Linked DNA regions of Mus musculus: region 2 is linked to region 1. The links are chromatin loops, found by intact Hi-C in ENCODE. Cell type or tissue: heart. All regions are shown on one strand. Each heading gives the region's core, and the rest is flanking DNA. Links, peaks and the distances in the headings are about the cores only.

Region 1 (7,410 bases), core at 1,202-6,201:
CTTCTGAAGGTCCTGAGTTCAAATCACAGCAACCACATGGTGGCTCACAATTATCTGTAATGAGATCTGATGTCCTCTTCTGGGGTGTCTAAAGACAACTACAGTGTACTTACTTACAGTGTATTTATTTGTTATTATAATAATAAATAAGTCTTTAAAATAGAAAGAAAAAGACAAGAAAAGGAAAAACCAAAAGAAAAGAAATAGGATTCCCGGTAGAAAATCCTGGTCTGTTGAGGAGTTAAGAAGTCAGACTTGCAGCATCCCAGCCTCGAGGTCACTATGTGTTTATGGTCCTTATGAGAAGCAAGATTCAGTGCAAGGAGTCCAATCGAGTCTATGAAAAGCCTGTATTTTTAGCAGTCTTGCCATTTGGAGGAAGAAGGATTTCACAGAGTTGCTGGAGTAGCAAAAACATCACGAGACTTCTGTTTACAAGATGCTTTCAGAAGGATCTCTCCGCTCTCCACTCGTGTTTATACATGCACAGTCTGTCAGGCCCTTCGACACCAAAGGCAGGCTTTTGTCCAGCGAGAGCAGATGTGTGGACGTTAGAAAACTCAGAGAGCAAATACTCCAGTGAAAGAAACTATTGAGCAGAATATATGATATTTTAAAACGCATTTCTGTCCTGTGTGTAATATAGCTAAACTAACATTACTGTGGAGCTGCTAACCTTTACATTTCCTGATTTTTTTTTTTTTTCTTAGCGTGCTTAAGGTCTTGTTGCGGTTGCTTGTAGCCTGGAGTTGTGCGTGTGTGATCCTTGTCTTCATTTTCCTTCCAATTCAGTAAATCATTTTTGAACTTTAACACATGGTTACAAGAGAGTTTAATGCCTAGCAAAGACAGGTTTTTGTTTTGTTTTGTTTTTTGTTTTTTGGGTTTTTTGGCTTTTTTTATTTGTTTGTTTGTTTTGCTTTAAGTACATTATTGTCACAGTCTACCCTTTAGGTACATTATTGTCACAGTCTGCCCTTTAGCTTGTTGTCCAGCAGTGACCTGATCTGGAATACCCGAGTCATGCTGGCTGGTATTATGTCAACTTGACACAGCTAGAGTTATCTTAAAGGAAGAACTCAATTGAGAAAATGCCTCCATAAGATTCAGCTGTAAGGCATTTCTTAATTAATGGTTGACTGGAGAGAGCCCAGCCCATTATGGCTGGTGCCATCCCTGGTCTGGTGGTCCTGGGGTCTATAAGAAAGCAGGCTGAGCAAGCCATGGGAGGCAAGGCAGTAAGCAGCATACCTGGAAGTTACTGTATCGGCTCCTGCCTTCAGGTTCCTGCCCTGTTTGAGTTCCTGTCCTGACCTCCTTCAGTGATGGTCTACAATGTGGAAGTGTAAACCAAATAAGCCCTTTCCTCCCCAACTTACTTTTGGTCATGATGTTTCATCACAGCAACAGAAATCCTAATGAGGACAGAAGTATTTTGGCAGTGGTTTTCTTTTAGAGGAATCCAATCTATATGAGTCAAGACCCTTCCCTTACATTAGCAATCCCAAATACTCTTACATACTTCTAGTTTGATTGTCTTTTCTCATAGTCACACGTGATCTTTTCTCTTTTAGAGAGGTTCGTAGCTATGTGGAATCTAATTTCTAAAGCCAAAAGTTGACAGCTCCCTACCCCCAAACCCTTCAACTTTATTTCTTACGTGGACTCAATTTGCTCTCAGGTTTATATCATTTAGACCTACCTGACTCTCTTTTAAACTTATAAACTCAGTCTCAAAGAGAAAATATCTTGCCACAGTTGTTCAGATTCTAAGCCAGGGAGAAACTGTATGGAAACCCATATGGCCAGTTGTGAGTTTTGCGAAGATTGGAAAGTAGTGAGTGAACTTTATTATTTAGCGTTCTATTATATACCATCCTTTACGACAGCACTGCTCCTTAAAAGGGTACCACAGGAAGGTTCCCTATTTTATATAGAGAAAAGCGGAGGCAGTAGTGGCTGTCCTGGTTAAACCCATGTAGGTCTTTTGGCTATGTTGCTTGCTTCCATCTTCGGGGAGACTGTACATTCTCAGGTACACAGAATCCACTTAACTGTTAGAAACGCTTTGGACCAGTGCACAGAGTTGCAGGAGAATCCTTAAGATCAACTCCGCAAAGTACAAACTCGAAGATTAGTAGGGTTTTGTGGGGAGGGCAGACAGTAACGATGGCTGGTCAAGGCAGTAACACGGCCCCACAAAATAAGGATAACAGGAATCTGAGCAAGGCGCATTAACCAAGATGTGAAAAAGTGCTACCTAATGAGCTAACATCTAACTTCACAGGGGTAGTGCTGAACGCGTCGCCCTCGAATTCTCAACATCAAAGCTCTTCCAAAAAATAAAATTAAGTGAGTGATACTGTGGTTGGGAGAAGACCTGGAGGCCGGGGCAGAAGGTGCTCTCTGGAAACCATAGGTAGTGCTGGCCAGGCAGGGCGGGGCGGGGCAGGGCCCGAGGTGAAGGAGACCTTGCTCTAGCCACAGCGCCAGCAGGACCCCAGAGAGTCTGTTCTGGGAAGAGGGAGAAGAGTGCAAGCCGAGGGGACCAGCTTTCCAGAGGGAAGAAAGCCCTCACGGGCAAAGGTAGAGTGGACACCTAGGGGCGGATGGGTGGGCTGGGGGAAGCAAGGCGGAATCGCAGTGGAGAGGTGCGAGGAGGTGGCATGAAGACTGAAGACTAGGCCCGACCCTGAACGGCGGGCGAGTGAAGGAAGATCGGTTCCTTCTGCAGCTCCCAGTTAGTTTCTGTCAAAGATGGCTAAATTCCACTCTGCCCTTCCCCCTCCCGCGCCTTTTCTAATCCCCTTCGGTGGCTCCAGTACTGCTGGAGGCCATGGGGAGTCTGGGTGAATGAGCGCCGGGAGGAGGGTGAGGAAGGAAGAGAACCTCCCCGCCGCACCACCCGCCCCGTGGGTCCTGCAGGAGGATCTTTTAGTTGAAAAAGAGGGTTCTGTGGCTTTAAACCGGGGAGTGGGCGTCACCGCGGGGGGACCCGGTGACTAGCCGGGGCGGGGTTGGATGGGAGGGGTCATGCAAAGCAGAAGGCGGTGCCGTCGGGGCGGGGCCGTGGGTGGGCGGGGCGCGGGCGGCTTCTCTTGAGCCAGGCGCGGGAGGGGGCGGAGGCCGCGGCGGGCTGGTACCATCGATCGCCTTCGGGGAGGGGGACGGGTGCCATTCCCCCGGAGGGGGCGGGCCCTGGCGGCGGCGGGGCCAGGGCCCCATTCCCCGCCGGGCGGGCCGGGGGAGGGGCGCGCCTCCGCTCGCGTCCGAGGCGGGGCCCGCGGTACCTTTCGTGGCACGGTGCGGCTGGGGGAGGGTCGAGGGGAGGGGGAAGGGGCGGGCCTGGGAGGGGGAGCCGGAAAGGGGGAGGCACCGGCGGACAATGGAGCCTATGTGTGCCTGCGGGAGTGGGACGGCGCCGCCGCCGCCGCTGCCGCCGCCGGGGGGAGACGCTGCGCTGCTGCTGCCGCTGGTCCGGGCCCCGGCCCCCCGGGGCTGAGAGCAGCCGGGGACCGCAGCTCCCGCCCGCGCTCGCCCCTCCCCCTCTCCGGCCCGGGGTAAGTGGCCCCGGGGAGGGGGAGGGGCGGGCCGGCGCGGCGGGGGCCGGGTCCGCGTGCGCGTGTGGCCGGGGGGCCTCCGGGGGTCGGGGCGCTGGCTTGGCGAGTTGAGTCTGGAGGAACCTGTTGGGGGAGGCGGGGGAGCCTCGGGAGCTATGGGAGAGACCGGGGCATCTCTCGGGGTTTTAGAGGTTGTGTCCCAAAGCTGTGCTTGGAGAGGTTACCTGAGGGGAGATGACCGTCTCGGGGTCTTGGGATGGAGGGGCGATGGAGAGGAAAGAGCGCGCGAAATTAGGAATTTCGGGTTGAGTTTGTAAGACCCGGGAGATGCGTAGAGGGGAGAAAGGGGACTCCGCAGGCCAGTGACTTGTTGAAGGGTTGGGGGAGGTGAAAGCCTAGAGGAATGTCTTGAGTTGTAAAGGGTTCCAGCAGGTGAGTTGGCGACGAATGAGTTAGGTCACTGAGTCATTGTGAGGGTCGTAGAACACACCAGTGGTTTTCAAATTGGAACCCTAGAGGCTGGCTGGCCTTTGAAAGTTGCAAAGACTATTAAGATGTCACTGGTAAGTGTTGGGTGAGCTTGGTGAAATGGAGTTATCCTAAGGAAAACAAGTCGCAGAGTTGGTGGTTAGTCCAGAGGGAAGGACCACGGCCTGTAGTAGTACTGCTGGGAACGTTATGTTAAAGCTGCCAAGGATGAGAAAGAAAGCTTGAAATCTGTCCCCCAAGAGCCTTAGTCTGCTGGAGGTAAGGAAGGGCGTTTTTTTAAATGTTAAAAGAGTTATTCTGAGGCCAAGATTGGAGTCAAAGTCATTAGGTAGGGTAGTGAAATGGATGCAAATATGCCTCTGTGGACATAATCCAAGGCAGGATGCAGTGGATACAGAGTTACACTTTAGTTAAAGCAAGAACAAGTCACCCCCTGACAGTGACGTCAGCGGCCATGTAAAAAGTCAATTTGATGGTGCATTTGTTAGCGTTTGATAAACTGTGGAATTAAATGGTTATTTTGGCGACAGAGACCTGGGCTCTTGTGTAGGGAACACAGTGATGAATTAGTTACAGGAGGTGAGGAGTAGGTAGTGAAATAGTCAAGATGTTGGGAGGTAAGACTTGTTTAGAACCTGTGACTTGGAGGCTTTTAAGTCTGGTTGGTTTGAAAGTTTTTGACTGGACACTAGTCACCAGGGAGTTTATCATGAAGAAGTGTTTGTGTGCAAATCTGATGGTCCTGGGGACCAGTAACAAAGTCTTCTCTCTTCTCTTGAAAAGGCCTATACTATTGACAGGGATGGACTAAGAAGAGGGTCTCTTAGTTCCGGTGTTGCAAACATGCTTTGAGGAATGTATGAGTGTGTATATGACATTTGATAGCTTTATGACCTAGAAGTTGGATATTGAGCCTTGAAAGTCTTTGTAATCAGTTGCTGGATATAATAATTTCAACATAGATGATAGTTGGATGGGAAAGTCATTGGCCTAAAGATGGAAGCACAGTTTCTGTATAGTTTTCTATTTATAGAACAAGTATCATGGAACTGGCTCTTGAGCAAAAGGAATGTTTTGTTCTTGATTCCAGTTAGCCAGCACAAGCCAAAACAAAAACCAAACCAAAACAAAAAAACCCTTATATATATGGAATTTCTTCTATGGGTTATTTCCCCGTGGCCTTCAGAAATACCTGCTGCTGTAAACTCAAAAGGAAAGAAAATGCTAGGGGGGGAAAGACCCAGTGATTTCGCAAGCATTGTAACCAGCTGAATATTGGATCATGGTGACCTGGCACAGTGGTGAAAAGCCTTGAACTTGGAATCAAGATGTAGCTCTCTGGATGACTTACTTTGAACAAATCTCTGGTGTTTCCTGGTGTGGCTGCTTATGGAGTGGCGACTGCCTGCTCCAGCCACTCGTAGCTGCCTTCCAGTCTAGCCAGTTAATGCCTGTCCAGAAAGTTCTTTGAACGGCCTCTGAGGATGAGTGATTATGTAGTATAACTTTTTAAAAATCCTACTGCTATCTCACTAGCAGACCAAATTCAACTTTCTTACAATCACAGTAATATGGTTAAAGAACAAAAAGGGGAGTTCTGTACACTTGTTTTGTTGTCCGAATTTAGGGTTTTCTATTCATTTTGAAAGATTAGTGTTTACTGAGAGGACAGTGAGTTTGATGGTAATTGTAAATACTGAGCATAAGTCAGCCCAGAGTATGAGAAGGTAGATGCTGGCCTAGACTGCAGGCACCCTGTGTTGTGTGGCCTAAGGCATAGTTCTTGGTTTCCTACCTAGTCAGTCCTCTTCGGCCATGGGATAGTGTGGGTGGTCCTATTCTCTGCTCTCCGCTTCAACTAATGTGATAGCAAAGTCTCTGGACGCTTTTCTTGTTCTTACTCTGGGGTTCTTAGTGTTTTTCTGTCCCAGTACTCTGCAATAAAACAATACAGCGTCCCATCTGAGAATGTTTCCTAAATTCACAAGATGTAAAACATAGAAGTACAGATGAGCTGTCAAAACGTTCATGGTAGCGTGGTAATGTGTGCCTCTTTGTCACACACAGAATCATGTCTAAGGAGACTGGTTTTGAAGCAGTGACGAGGGAAGAACATGTGTCATTACATTATCGAGTCTTTAACTAATGTGATGTGGTGCTGCTGGCGGCACAGTCCCACTATTGCCGATGCTACGCCCACTGTTGAAGGCTGCACTAACTACGTTACTTAGAGATTAGTCAAAATGCTGGTCTGTGTTATCCCCTGAAGGCTTCAAGCCACCTCTCCTTGATTCCTTGGGAGCTGTGAATCATGGAGTTAAGAGCTACCCAAGTCTGATTTTTGAAAGTTAACTTAAGGCTGCTTACACTTTGGGCTTTGTGATATTTTTAAGTAGCTTCATTATGCTAAGAACGGACGAAGAGACCACATGAAAAACCAAAAGTCATTTTGCACCCTGTGCTGGCCGTTCCTGGTTGTACACAAGGGTAAAAACAAGACCTCAAAGGATGCTTTTGTTTGTTTTGGTTTTTCCAAGTTCCCATTACATATGTAGTTCCCTAGGTTTCCTATCCCTTTTCTCTGACTTGTACTTGAAGTTTTAAGGGGGTTGCCTCCTTTTCCCATTTTTGACTCATTTCTTTCTTCCCCCAGGTGCCCTCCATTCGGCCACAGCAGTGGGGAGTGGGGAGTTTTCCTTGGAGTTGGTGTGAATTTGCATATGAACTTTCCCTTTCTTCTTGTCATCTTAGGACTTGGATGTGAGACTAACTGGTGTCACTTCACATTGACCTAACCATTCCTGTGTGGTGAGGTGACAGTTCTCCTTCCCTGTAAGCTCCTCCCCGCCCCAATGTAGAAGACAAAGCGGAGTGGACCTCTTGAAAGGTAAAAGCCTTACCTTAAGCTGCAACTTGTGTGACATCAGCTTGAGCATGTTGGAGTTTTGTCTCTCTGGGGTTGCTTATAAGGTAAAACTGGGCTGCTCTTATATTTTTCGGCTAAGCCATCTTTCCAGCCCACTGAGCTGCTCTTGATTCTAGAAGTTCCCCAATGTGCAACTCATCTAAAGCAGATCCAAGTCACAACTAAAAGTGCCGCTCCCCTGGGTTTTGTGTGACCTGGGCCTTGTGTTTGCCTCGCTGCAGAAGGCGGAGGAGAAGAGCAGACTGGGAGAAGTAAAGCTGGTGTTTATCATGTCCCCTTGGGTTTGTGTGAACGTGAGCTAAGAGGAGCAAGCTCACTGTAATACATCAGTCAGCCACGTTTGCTGGGTTTTCCTGGGTACCAGGTGGTAAGATGATGATTGACACCATCCTCGGGGAGTTCCCTATCTAACTATAGCAGTGACACTGTTTTCGA
Region 2 (7,410 bases), core at 1,159-6,158, 71 kb before region 1:
AAGACTGCTTTCTATGCAAATGAATTTGTAATTGGTGAGAATTCTCTCTGGTGACCGAAAAATAAAGTAGCAAACGCCCATTAGGCAAAAAGGCATCTTTGGAAGAAGTGAGCTGTAAGCTAAGTAGAACAACTGACCAGCACAGGAGCGCGAGCAGCCTTTTCTCCTTCCCAAGAGTCTAGGGCCTTGGCTTTTGTACAGTGCTTAGCACTCAGAGATGCTGTGAAGTCCACTTAGGAACATTCAACATCTTCATCCAGAAAACTAGCACTGAGAGTCCATCCCTTCTGGAGTTGTTTCATATCTGTGCATGCATGCCTGTGTGTGTCTATGTGTGAATTTGTGTATATGTGTATGCTCCTGTGCATTATGTATGTACATGTGTGTTCATGTGTCATGTGATTATATGTTTATGCATATGTATATGTGTGTATACATGTGTATGTGTGTTCATGTGTATGTATTACATGTGTACACATTAGTGCATGTGTTTATATTGTATGCATATGTGTGCATGCATCTATATTGTATGTGTGTGTGTGTGTGTGTGTGTGTGTGCATGTGTGTTCGTGTGTGTTACTATTGTCATTACCGCCATCCACACTTTTGCAGGTGTTTTTACTTTTAAAAAATTTTTTTGAAACAACATTTTTTGTTGTTGTTGTTTAAAAATGGACAGACAGTTTTCCTGGTCTCCAATGTCTTTCTCCATTACAGGGCAGTCTGTGGCTGGTCACTGAAGGTTATGGTGACCCTTTATGCAATTACTGTCCGGGAGGCCTCATTGTATGCTGTGAGTCACCACGGCTCAGAAGCACAGGGTGACTCAGTAGCCTGTTAGGGAGAGGTTAGACGCTCCCCTGGACTAACGTGAAAGGATCCAAACCCATGGCCCAGGAAGAAACATGGCACTTGTTTGGGCAGCCAGGTGGTCTGGCATGCCTGATTATGAGGCGCCCTGGAGACCGAGGGCTCCTCCAGCAAGAGAGCACAGTGTGGCGGGGGTGCTGGGCTTTGGAGTCACAAAGGGCTCGGTTTTAGTTCTGTTTCTGCTCTATTCTGCTCTCAGGCACCACACAGATGCTCTGAGCCTCATTTTAAAATGTATTTATTTTTATTATTTTAAAATAAAGTATAATAATAATGTGTGGGGAGTATATGAATATGTATGCATAGATGAATACATACATGAGTATGTAAAAATAATGTCTGGTGAGTTATGAATATGTATGCATGTACCCAAAGGGTCCACAAGAGGGCATCAGGTCCCCTGGACCTGGAGTTACAGGCAGTTATGAGCTGCCATGGAGGTGCTGGGAACAAGAATCCAGGTCCTCTGGCAGGGTAGCCAGTGCTGAGCCATCCAGTTCCATCTGTGCTGTGAGGTGTGTGTGTGTGTGTGTGTGTGTGTGTGTGTGTGTGTGTGTGTAAATACACATGTAGTGTACCAATACACAGGAGGCAAGGCAGGTGGATCTCTTTGAGTTTAAGCCCAGCGTAGTCTACATGCATAGTGAGTTCCAGGCTAACCAGGGCTACCTAGCGAGATCCTGTCTCAAACAAAACAAAGAAATCTATCTGTACGTGAAAATGGTTCCTCTTAATAAAAATTACTTCGTGATATAAATGCTCTGGCAAATGTTGAGAAACATAAAGGTAATTATTATTCCTATCACCATCATGATTGTACATTGGGATCCAAAAATACAGTTCCCAGAACTAGTAATAATAGGGACCAAGCTAAGGGAAGGGAGTGACAGGGCTCAGATGTCTCTGTCACTGGTTCAGGCAGGGACAAGCCATTCAGCTAGGTTGAAGCGTGTGAAAAGTCATTCTTTATTCCTTACTGTGTGCCTGTCAAGGGAGTAGTCATTTGTGTCCACAGCACTTCCACTTTGGAGAAGAAGATTCTGGGGAAGGGGTCCAAGTGACCTTCATGAAAAAACAGAGCTGAGGCTGAGCCGTTCTTCCCCAGGACAGCCATGTAGGCCTAGCTCTGTGAGACACCAAGGCTTGCCAGAGATATGAGTGGTGTGTACCCATGTCCACTTCCCTCGCTCCACCAGCAGTCCTGGGTTCATGCTGTCTACAAACCTTCGTGGTCCTCACGTCCTTTGTGGGTCCACAGTTCCTGCCTTCCTCTGCTGTCTCGTGTTCTCCTCATGTTCATAGCTCAGAGTCTGGACTTCCATCCCCCCCCCCCTTTTTTTAAAGCAGCCTCAGCCACTCTTCTCTCTCTCTCTCTCTCTCTCTCTCTCTCTCTCTCTCTCTCTCTCTCTCTCCCACTTCCCACCTCCTCGCTCCACACCAATCACATTCCTGCTTGCTCCTAGCCCCGTTCATTATCCTACCACACTCCCCTTCATTCCTAGAAAACAGCTCACCCGCCCCCCCTCCCCCTCAGCTCATGCCCACCTTCCATAAATTCCAGCAGCCTGGCAATCAGTAACTTCAGCATCACACTTCACAGCTCTCAGAGTTTATACGAGTTACTACGCTCCTCCTTGTTATTGCTCTCTGAGATTTGGGTTGTGGCCGGGGGGTGGGGGGTTGGGAGTCGGGGGTCGGGGGCTTCACTTAAAAAAAAAATCTGGCCATAAGTTGAACCTACAGTTAGGTTGACTCCCACATTTCCACGTTTCTTTTTGAAAAATCAGTGGCTTGGGTCTACACTCTGTAACATGGTGAAAGACAACTAGATCCTTCAGGGAACAACGGGGAAGAAGTAGAAAGAAAAAAAAAAAAAGAAAGAAAGAAAATATATATACAAAATACCTAACCCGGTCCACACAAACATTAGCCCTGGGTCCACCCACGGCATCTCCCTACTCCCCTAAGCCCAAGCTCAGGGGTTTCGGCTTTTTCCCTTCTGGGTCGTTTATTCCACTCCTTCTGAGGCCAGATTGCCTCTGAGTCTGTATGTGTGCACACGTGTGTGGCCACTGCTGGCTTTCCAAAGGGCTCACCTCTCTACTGCCATTTTGCTAGGGCACAGCTCCTTCGGATCTTACTCTCCCTCTTTCTCTCCCTGCCCCCAACTCAGCCTGTGCCTTTTCCTGTCTCTTAACTCCACCAGTGCAGCAGCAACTAGCCGAGCTGCTGGCGTGCGTGCGAGTGAGCGAGTGTGAGTGTGAGTGCGTGTGAGAGAGTGAGTGTGTATGTCTGCGTGCGCAGCTAGGCCAAGCCTGCAAGCCTGCCTGTCACTGGAGAGTTTTAGTTTGCATTCAGAAGAAAGGAGGAGGGGAGACAAGAGGGAAGGAGGAAAGGTGGAGGGGGGAGGAGGAGTGAGGGGGGGTGCGGAGAAGGGAGGGAGAATGTCTTGTTTGTGGCTTGTCAGCAATTGCTTGAGACAAGCTTCCATGTGTGAAAGCTACTTGGCATGAATGCCTGGGCCGTACCAAGTGTCACCGCAGCAAGAGGGGGAGACAGAAGAAAAACAGATCAGACCAGAGCAGACAATAGGCCCCTAAAGTGTTCCCCCTAAGTTGCTTTGATGTTGTCCTGGTGTCTTGATACCAGGAGGCCAGGGATTGCTGGAAAAGGGTCTTTTTTGTCTTCGTTCACTTCCCCTCCAGTTTCTGCAATGATTCTCCAGAATCTCTGCTCATGAAAAAGGTAAGCACTCTAACAATTCCTTCTTCTGTGGCAAGCTTGCTCGCCGGTGCTGGGAAGTGGGGGTCTCATTCCTGCGCTGCTCAGGAGGAGCGCTTGGGTCCTGCGATAGGAGCTGCTGCGGTGCCCCTGAAGTCTCTGCCAGACGCTTAGAGCTGGGGGATGGCCCCTCTTTCCAGGGAACCCCAGTAACACGATCTGTGCCTGTGGGTTGGTGGGGGGAGAAGGGGTGGAAGGAGAGGGGTGGGAGGAGGATGGGAGGGTGGAGGGTGGGAGGCAAAAAAAGAGAGAGGGAAAGCAGCCTGGAAGAGAGGAAGAGAGGGGCAGAGCCCTATTTCAGAGAAGCCCCAGCCCGGAGCCCAAGGAGGCCTTGGGAGCCCCGCGCTGTGCATTCGCAGGCTGAGCGAGGCTGCCTGGAGCTCTACTCAGTGACTGCAGAGATTGCATGGCGCTTTGTGTGTGCGAGTATGCCTGTGGGTCTGGGTGTGTGTGTGGACCTCCCACACACTGCCCTGGCGTGTCTCATAGTGAAGGGGAGGTACCCCAGTCCTGATCACCCAGCCCAGACTCGCAGGAAGAGAGCGGCATGGCCGGCCAGAAGGGTGAGAGAGAGAGGACTGCCCGGAGACATCCACAAACTTTTCCAGTTTCGGGGAATTCTCTGCTCTGAAACACTATAAAGGAGTTGTTGGGTTCTCCGGGCCTCAGTTTACCCAATCTGTGAGAGCTGACTGGGGATGTTGCACGCCTCCCAGGGGTGAAGCCAAACAGAGCAACCCACTCTATGTAACTGTGTGGCGAAATCTTCTGGCTGGCAATGCTGTGGAATCACAAAGTGGAAGTGTGACCATTATTCCTGATTATCGCCGTCATGACGATAAAACCATCATTAATGACACCGGGAGACAAACAGACAGGCGAGCACAGATCAAGTGTCTGCCCATTTCTAATGAAACAAAAACCCTCTTTCCACCTGTTGGCTTCTGTCCTTTTCTCTTGTATCTTTTCCTTAGATTTATTGGCCGATTTGTAGAGAGAATAGAGTGGGAGGGGTTGGGTTTTCCCTTTTCTCCTCCTTCATCATACATATATATGTATTTAAAGGTCAATATAAGATTCTCAAAGGGAAACCGTGCCTCCCGTCAAAGCTCTTTATTCAAGACCTTGTGTTTCCTGGCGCTGGCAGGGTGTGCGTGCACATTTGTAAACTACCTTGGAGGTTAAAGATTTTTATTGTGGCTTTTAGAGATTAAATGAGATTTATTTACAATTGCCATTTATCGGAGAGTAAATATCAGTGTGGAGGGGTAAGAATGTGACGGCTGGTTTCTTCTCCGGCGGTTTTTGTGGATAAAACCTTTTGCTTTTTTTAAAGTGGCGTCTCAAGAACTGGGAGGAAGGGAGGCTGAAATCAGTATCTAACACCCATCGTTCACATGATTGTTTGGAAGAGGAAAAAAATGTCTGTCTGCTTATGGTTTTTGAATTGTGGATTTCTTCTGCCTTTCCATGGTTCCAGCCCTCTTGAAATTCCCGAGGGGTTGGGGGGGGGGGGGCTGTTGCTTGCCTGGTTTTAGGTTCTCTGTGACTCTGTTTTACTGTTTGTTCAAAAAAGAAGTCTGTGGAGGTCTGAGTGGCTGTGACCCCTTCTATCCTAACTCAAATGTTTCAGATGGTCTGTGATAGCCCGAGATGGAGGCAAAGAGCCATCCCTGGCTAAGAGGATGTGTGCTCTTCCTACAGAGGCCTGGAAACCTAGATGCTGGGTGTGGGAGAGGAGGAAAGGCATTAGGGGCCTCCATCTGGCAGGAAGGTCCCAGCACTTCTTGATTCTATTTTAACGTCTTACATCCTCAGACTTAATCATCGTCTGCTGTGAAGGCTGGAGAGTTCCCTATGATTTGTCTTTGGCAAGCTTCTGAGTCCAGATATCTCTTTTAAAATGTTAGCATTTCAGAACCGGAAGGGAGACGGAAGGTTACTTGTCATGTTTTTAGATGTGGGTGCTTGGTGAAGCTGACTGCAGCACAGGGTCCCAAGCCCTCTGAAGGTTGTCTCACCGTCCACTCCAACCTCGTCACTGCTTGCCCTCACACACGAGCAGGCACCTTTCCCTGTTCCACTCAACGCACTGGGTTCAGCCAGCACCCTGTGCCAGGTTCACATCACAACAGGGCCCAGACACGGGAGGCATCAGTTGCACCGTTGACTTGCTTCAGGCCCTGTTTTTTGAGGATGGAGGAAAATGTTAGGGGCCCATCCTCGGGCGATGTCTGGTCTTGTTAGTATGATCCACATGAGCCACAGAATCACACAAACCAGTGGTTCCAACACTGCTAATGCATATTAAACAGCATGCAGGCATCACAATGCAGCGTAAGACTGTAGAAGTTATTGGCCTTCCAAACTGTCGTTTTTGTCTACGTGACTGAGGTCCCCTGTTCCAGTCTCACAGAGCCCAAGAACCCCAACAGCTGAAGAAAATGCCCACCCCCATCCCTGCACCCTACACACTTGTTGTGAGCTGGTCTACGTAACAATCATTATCTGGGTAATTCCCATTCACTGTAACCTCTTCGTCAGCCCTAACAGGTGTTGGAGGACTGTGGTCATCGAGGTCCCCTTTACATCTCCCATGGTTCCTGGGCTGATACTAAAGACTTGGGAGCAGGAAACTCCACCATTCTCACTGTTGTTTTGGAACTCCAAAGACAATATTACAATAATACTGTCTTCCCCACCCTTCCCAGCAGAGCCTGTTATCTAACTATACGGCAAAATCTTACCAAGAAAGTGAGTTCAGTCAATCCCATTTAGGGCCAGGTTATTAAACTCTTACTGGTTTGGTGATGTCAGAAGTACCCCCACTTCCTCTTTATAGCCTGCCTTAGAGAGAACACGCACCCATGCTGCTAGTCACTTCTAAAGAGTCACTCAGCGCTCATCCTAACATCTTCCCGGCTTTCTCTAGTATTCAGGGTAATGTTGTCTTCCGGGCTGTCAACCTGCTTCATCTTTTTTAAAGATTAACTTAATGGTTTAAAGAGAAGACAGACATGCCCCCCCCCCACCACCACCACCCATACACACAAATCACAGGTTAGGTGCCTACATTTCAGGAACCCACACACATTGTGTGTGTGGTTAAATCACGTGTCGGGCAAAGTGAGAGTCATTTCAATGCACCCGTCGTTGTTACACAGTGACGTGCTCAAGCCCACGTTATAGCAACAACCTAAATCAGGAGCTTGTCTTGTCTGCATTTGGAACCTGTGGCTTAGGCCTTCTCTCTCAGCAGGATGCACTCGATTCAGTGTCTTTGGTCACTTCCGGACACACTCCCCTAGACGTGTGGGAGGCAGCTTGAGTTGGCACTGGAGAGAGTCACCCAAAGAGAGTAAGGGAGTTGAAAGGTGAATAAAATGAGGATCTGGGTGGAAGAAAGATTTAATGGGCAACCAGAGAGCAGGCATACAGGTCAACCTTACATCCAAGAGAATAAAAGTGAAGACTGTTAGGACATTTTAAAGGATTGTTTACAGACACTTATATTGAGTGCTTCCACCCACTATAGGCAAGACCAACACCAGTGCAAGGCACTCCCTAAACTCATTAGTCACAAATGATGTTTTTGTATGGAGTTTTACAGAAGGAAATTGGTGGGTTTTCTCCCTACAAGAGACATACATATAAGATATAAAGTTTCCACTTTATTTCTTTTAAGCTTTGGCATCTCAATGCGAACTAAGATGGATGCTTAGTCCTCTGCCCTGGCAGCTCTCTGGAGTAGGTGCTATT

Evidence for each region. Peaks named below come from ENCODE experiments on the same cell type or tissue, not always from the same donor. Only the 100,000 strongest peaks of a DNase experiment are listed, where the experiment ranks them.
Region 2: a loop joins it to region 1, with 5 times the contacts of the local background. A loop is called at or near these places in 19 of 42 quality-filtered maps.

The regions. Positions count from the first base shown.
Region 1 is chr3:97,223,368-97,230,777 of GRCm38, reverse strand. Bcl9 (B cell CLL/lymphoma 9) reads left to right here and starts at 3,414. Exons shown (of 10, transcript NM_029933.4): 1 at 3,414-3,560; 2 at 6,801-6,936. In heart, for the core only: a CTCF peak has its summit at 3,446; a DNase peak (open chromatin) is centred at 3,067; H3K4me3 peaks cover 3,547 bases; H3K27ac peaks cover 2,706 bases.
Region 2 is chr3:97,293,962-97,301,371 of GRCm38, reverse strand. It overlaps a transcript of Bcl9 not described here. Among named protein-coding and RNA genes, the nearest start is that of Gm40101, 33 kb to the left of the region's middle. In heart, for the core only: a CTCF peak has its summit at 1,241 (motif pointing right); DNase peaks (open chromatin) are centred at 3,251, 3,691 and 4,101; H3K4me3 peaks cover 3,996 bases; H3K27ac peaks cover 4,341 bases.